Linked DNA regions of Homo sapiens: region 1 is linked to region 2. The links are chromatin contacts, found by Hi-C or POLR2A ChIA-PET in ENCODE. All regions are on one chromosome and are shown on one strand. Each heading gives the region's core, a stretch centred on a gene start or an enhancer-like site at or near the end of the contact. The rest is flanking DNA. Distances are from core to core; before and after follow the strand shown.

Region 1 (2,700 bases), core at 139-2,638, 180 kb after region 2:
CCTCCCAGGTTCAAGCAATCCTCCTGCCTCAGCCTCCCAAGTTGCTGGGATTACAAGCGTGCTCCACCATGTCCAGCTAATTTTTGTATTTTTAGTAAAGACGAGGTTTCATCATTTTGGCCATGACGGTCTCGAACTCCTGACCTCAAGTGATCTGTCTGCCTCGGCCTCCCAAAGTTCTGGGATTATAGGCATGAGCCACCACGCCCGGCCTCAGTATTCTAAATTGTACAAAGACTTTTTTTCCAAATGAGGTCACATTCACAGGTTCTGAGGATTAGGATGTGGACATATCTTTGGGCAGCCTTAACTTAAAACTTACTACACCAGGAAAGAGGATTTATAATAATTTCTGTTATCATTATTTCTCTTAAAAAATGAGTAAGATTAATATTTCCTTTTTTAAAAAATCATTTTATCATGGTAAGAACATTCTATTTTCTTACGAAATTGTAAAGTGTACAATAATAGGGACAATGTTGTACAATAGATCTCTAGAACTTATGAATATTTCTTTCTGAGCAATCCTATAGCCTGTCTTCAGAATCTATGGTATCTTTTACATATTATTATTGATCTAATGTATGGTAAAATATCTCTATTTCATTTATTAGCTATAATACTAAACATTGACCAGGCAACTCATTTACCATTGATAAACTTTAAGAGAAACAAAAATATTTATTGAGCTGTAACTCAAAAATTATGATAATGATTAAAAGAGCTTTAAGTATCCTAAACTTCCAACAAAGCTTTTATAATTGTCTCTTGTCATTTTGCTCCCTGGTACACATGTGAATGAATCTGCTGCTCTTCACCTTGGATCACACTACCTAGAGCTGTGTGAGAAGCAACATGATCCCAAATCAAATTAAAATCCTATGCTTTACGGCATCTGATCTTGGAATGATAACAGTAGAGGAGTTAGTCACTGAAAACTGCAAATGTTTAAAAGTCAAGGGTCAAATCCAGTTTCATACAATAACAATTGATTCCACTTTGCTAAAACTCAATTGAAATAGACTGTTTTAACTCTAGATATTATCTTTTTAAGTGATAGGATTCTGGCTTTTGCTCCAGAAATAAAGATTTCAGCAGCTCTGGGAACTTGGTAGTTGGATCCAGCATGTGTTTACCTGTTGGATCAGCATAGTTCCTGTAGGCTTGACAATCGGGACAAATTTCAGATTGTGAAACAACACTAGATTCCTTAGCTTAATTGATCTGGGGTTTAAGTTTCAAATTACTATTTATTTTTATTAACTCAATTCATGGTATCTTAATTCACATGGCCTGCTCTCCCTATTTGCAGCCAAACATCTCTCAGGTAGTACTTTAATTTCAAGTGATTGTGTAAGACTGTAGGGTACTTCCTGATTGGCCTTCGTGGAAGCCCCAGGTGTCGACTGGTCTGGAGGCGAACTGCTATTTTCTTCCAGCACTCTAGGGTTAGTTTTGGTGTTTGCCTCAGTGGGAGTGTGTCCAGTGAGAGTCTGCTTTTCTGAATTGGTGCCAGAGGTGTTTTTTTTTTTACATTAGATATCATTTTTCTTTTGTCTTTAAAAAAGGTATCCTTTTCTTTTTGCTCCCAAGAAGTATTCCTTCCAGAATATTTTAAAATTTTCAAAAAATTCTCCTTTTTAGGCTCTCACAGATATGGAAGAATTGGTCGTCTTCAGGATAGCAATTTTGTCTGGTGTAACTTCTTACACCAGGAAATTCAAAATATATCATTTGGGATATATTTGAATATATCCCAATATATATTTTGAAAAATATATCAAAGGAAAATTCAAAATATATCATTTGGGAAAACAAGTAAGCATTTGGATGGTGCCTCTACTCAAAATATTCCTGGAAAATTTTTTTAAAGATAAATTTTTAGCCAGGTGTGGTGGCACATGCCTGTAGTGTCTGCTACTTGGAGGCTGAGGTGGGAGGACTGTTTGGGCCTCCAGTGTTCCGGGCTGCAGTGAGCCATCCATGATCCTGCCAATGTGGTGTAATAAGAAGATGTATAGACAGAAGTTTAATTTACACAGGTTATTAATTTCTATACACATTCTAATCATACAGGCTAATGAGGTACGTCATTTAAAGTGCAGGATTTATAGACAGCTGACAAGTTTTTCTTTTATGACATTATTCTATTTCCCTATCTATATAAATCAATCAGTTTTGTTTCTTCCCTCAGCTAAAGTTATATCAAATTTGTTATCAAGGTCAAAATGTCTATTAATCAGTTAATAGGGTAGCTAAAAAAAGTCTGTTAATTTTTTTTTTTTCTATTTTCTCCGCCACCACCCACATCTAGGTTTTCAAGGCTTTATTCTTGGATTACCACAATAGACAGGAACCTGACTTTTTATTACGGAAACATTCAAACACACATACAAGTAGGCAGAATAGTATATTGAACACATACATCTATCATGAAACTTCATCAATTATAAACATTTTGCCATTTTTGTTTCCTCTTGCCCCCATATTTTGTTCTAGAATAAGTTAAAGCCCACTCCAAGCATTATAGATTGTCAGTAAGAGTCGCTAACAGATAAGTAACTTGTGTCCCCAGTAAATAGCTTTCTAATTATTCTTCCTCCAATCTTCCTGCTTTTCTTACCAATCCCAAAATTTCCACTACTTGGCATACTGTTAAAGAAACAGAGAAAGTTTTTCAAAGGCTCAATGCTGCCTGTT
Region 2 (2,700 bases), core at 148-2,647:
CAGTAAGTATTCCCAAGCCTCCTGAATACTAGTCCTACCATGGCACTCAAACTTTTTCTCATGTATAACCCAGCTAAAAGGACACTTAACAAGGACCAGAAAAACCACTGTTTTTCTAGTGAATGAACTAGTGTATGGTGGACTGGTTCATGGTCCACTGGCTATGTTAGGACTAATCCTGTAAATATTGCAATCAAAACCAAATTATGGTAACTTCTCAATTTCCTCCCACTGGAAAACTAAGCCCTTCCACCCTGCCCTATAACGCAAAGGTGCTTAACGTAATTTATCTGACTTTAAAATTTCAACTCGGTATTGCTACTAGCCTAAAATATATAGAGACAGTTTATAATATCTTTTTCATTTTGCTGACGCTTTACAGTTTAAGAGCTCTTTCGCATACAGTCTGATTTAATTTTACAGAGCAGAAAACCAACGTTCAGAGAGCTTTGACAACTTAAGAGATAGCCCCCAACATCAAGGCGTATTCCACTTACCGACTGTCCCTTTTTGTGCTTCCTTCTGTAGAGGACAGTCCAGTTTATCTGCCGAGGATTCCTCTTGGAAAGGAAAGCCGACTCGCATTTCGCATTAAGAAACTGGAAAACCTAGAGTGACAAATGCAAAGGAATTACTATTTAACTATACAAAGTACAAGAGGCTGAGTAAGCTTGGAATCCTTAGAAGATCAATATGCTAGTTCTGGCTTATCATTTTACAAAACTGAGGCCCACAAGGACCAAAAGGCTGTCACATAACTGGCAGGTAACTGTGTCACACTATGAAGGTCCTTGCGTTTAGTCTTTTCTCGAGAGCAGGAAATCTAGGCTCATAGCAAAGGACAGGGTGGTGCGTCCTTCTGGGAAGCATTCTGCTCTTGTCCGTCCCAGGATTCCAAAGGGTACCTCCGTACCTCAGTTATTTCCCTTACACCGGGACATCAGTTACATAAACCCCTCCTGATGTCCGACCTGGCTCACAATAAATAATCAACACTGGTTCACTTAGAGGTTTCTGGTCCTAACGACCAGTCCACAGAGCGTCCACGAAGACTTCCAGAGGCCAGTGGTGATGTGGGGAATAAACCCGCCTAAACCGAATTAAACCAGCCTTTCCTCCTCGGAGTACAAGAAGGTAGGTGAAGCCGACGCGGCTTTTTACCTTCCCGTCGGTCCTGGCGTAGCGCCTCCCGTGTCCGGGGTAGATCTTGTACCCGCTAAAACTGCACAGCTCGACCCTGCAACAAAAAGTGAAAGTCCATCAGGGAGGGTGTCTACAGCCATGCCAGGGACGACAGAGAGGAGTTCTGCCCGAGGATGTAAGCGGATTGGGAACCACGGGTCGTGCTTACTTCATGGCGACAGCTCCACGGAAAGACAAAAGATGGCGAAAAGAAAGAGAGAATCATGGGAAGAGACCTTATAAGGTCGCTGCGGGGATGGGGGCCGGAAATCTCCTCCCCAATATCCTTCGATGCTCCTGGCCCTCCTTGATGACGTAATCATCGCGAGGCGAAAGATCTCGTTTTCCCTGACAGCTGACTTCCTCTGGCGCAATTCATCCAGAGGCGCTGGAGGGTTCTCGGGCCCAGAGGGCCTGCCAAAAAGGCAGTCAGACAGTTGGTTTATGAGTCATTCTGTCTCTGTCTCTCCTCTCTTTTTTTTTTTTGAGACGGAGTTTCGCTCTTGTTGCCCAGGCTGGAGTGCAGTGGCGCAATCTCGGCTCACCGTAACCTCCGCCTCCCAGGTTCAAGCGATTCTCCTGCCTCAGCCTCCCTAGTAGCTGGGATTACAGGCATGTGCCACCACGTCCGGCTAATTTTGTATTTTTCGTAGAGACGGGGTTTCTCCATGTTGGTCAGGCTGGTCTCGAACTCCTGACCTCAGGTGGTCCGCCCTCCTCGGCCTCCCAAAGTGTTGGGATTATAGGCGGGAGCCACTGCGCCCGGCCCATTCTGCCTCTCTTACTGCCAAGTATCCTAGAGCCATCTTCCGGCTGCAGGGAATGTGAACTGAAGAGAAAGGTGTCCTCTCTTCTCATAAAGAGACCCAAAGACGAATGCCCCGCAGGTAAAACCAGTCACATTTTGCCTTCCCTGTTGGCCCATTTCCTCAACCAAACAAATTAATAGTTTCACCATTTATAAGAAAGTAATGACAACCGAACCGTTTCTCAGGCTGTGCGAATCGAACAGTGCGCGTTGGCGCTTTGCATTAATTATAATTAACATTCTTTGAGCGCTTTCTCTGTGCCGGGAATTATGCCAAAGGCTTTTTAAACATGAGCTCATTCAGTTTCCAAAATTCCTATTAAGTACCTGCCTAAGAACTACAATTCGGAGTTGCTGCCTAGTGAAGTTGAGGGGGTCGGTGGAGCCCCGCTGGGAGGCCAAGGGCTCAATCTGTTGAGCCCTTCTATGATGCTACATATTTCATCGTATGACAAGGAGTGGCCAGAGGCAATTCTTGAATTCTGTGGGAGGTTGCAGTATATGACTAGGAAACAAATGTAATGACTGAGTTCTGCTTTCTATGTATGCAACTCACCCTAAAAACGTTTTGTAAGGTAGCTGGTTGAAGATATTTGGAATGTCTAACAAGTTGGCTGACTAATGTCATGAAAACTGTACAATTGTGTTGGAGCCAGTCTTTTTTTTTTTTTTTTTTCCTTGAGACGGAGTTTCGCTCTTTCATTCAGGCT

What was found. A loop is a pair of places that touch in the nucleus more often than their neighbours do. ChIA-PET counts read pairs that join two places held with the same protein, here RNA polymerase II (POLR2A). Pooled maps may share reads with other maps.
Region 1: POLR2A ChIA-PET joins it to region 2 with 14 read pairs in H1. The contact joins the enhancer-like site here to the promoter of RPL24 in region 2. A Hi-C loop is called at or near these places in 4 of 168 maps with a recorded cell type or tissue (B cell, CD8-positive, alpha-beta T cell, naive thymus-derived CD4-positive, alpha-beta T cell and 1 more), 5 of 37 single-sample maps with no recorded cell type and 12 of 50 pooled maps. POLR2A ChIA-PET finds 5 or more read pairs at or near these places in 12 of 52 experiments (CD4-positive, alpha-beta T cell, CD4-positive, alpha-beta memory T cell, GM12878 and 7 more).

What each region holds. Positions count from the first base shown.
Region 1 is chr3:101,864,928-101,867,627 of GRCh38, forward strand. No RefSeq gene overlaps it. Among named protein-coding and RNA genes, the nearest start is that of NFKBIZ, 17 kb to the left of the region's middle. Within about 2 kb of position 1,389, at least 2 of the 41 ENCODE cell types and tissues checked have a DNase peak (open chromatin) inside an H3K27ac peak, as active enhancers do.
Region 2 is chr3:101,685,321-101,688,020 of GRCh38, forward strand. RPL24 (ribosomal protein L24) reads right to left here and starts at 1,398. Exons shown (of 6, transcript NM_000986.4): 1 at 1,352-1,398; 2 at 1,162-1,237; 3 at 498-608. The coding sequence starts at 1,356. LOC124906262 (endogenous retrovirus group K member 5 Gag polyprotein) reads left to right here. Exons shown (of 3, transcript XM_047449415.1): 2 at 1-2,069. The coding sequence starts at 2,059. RefSeq lists enhancers at 795-984, 975-2,174, 1,145-1,634, 1,645-1,694, 2,605-2,700.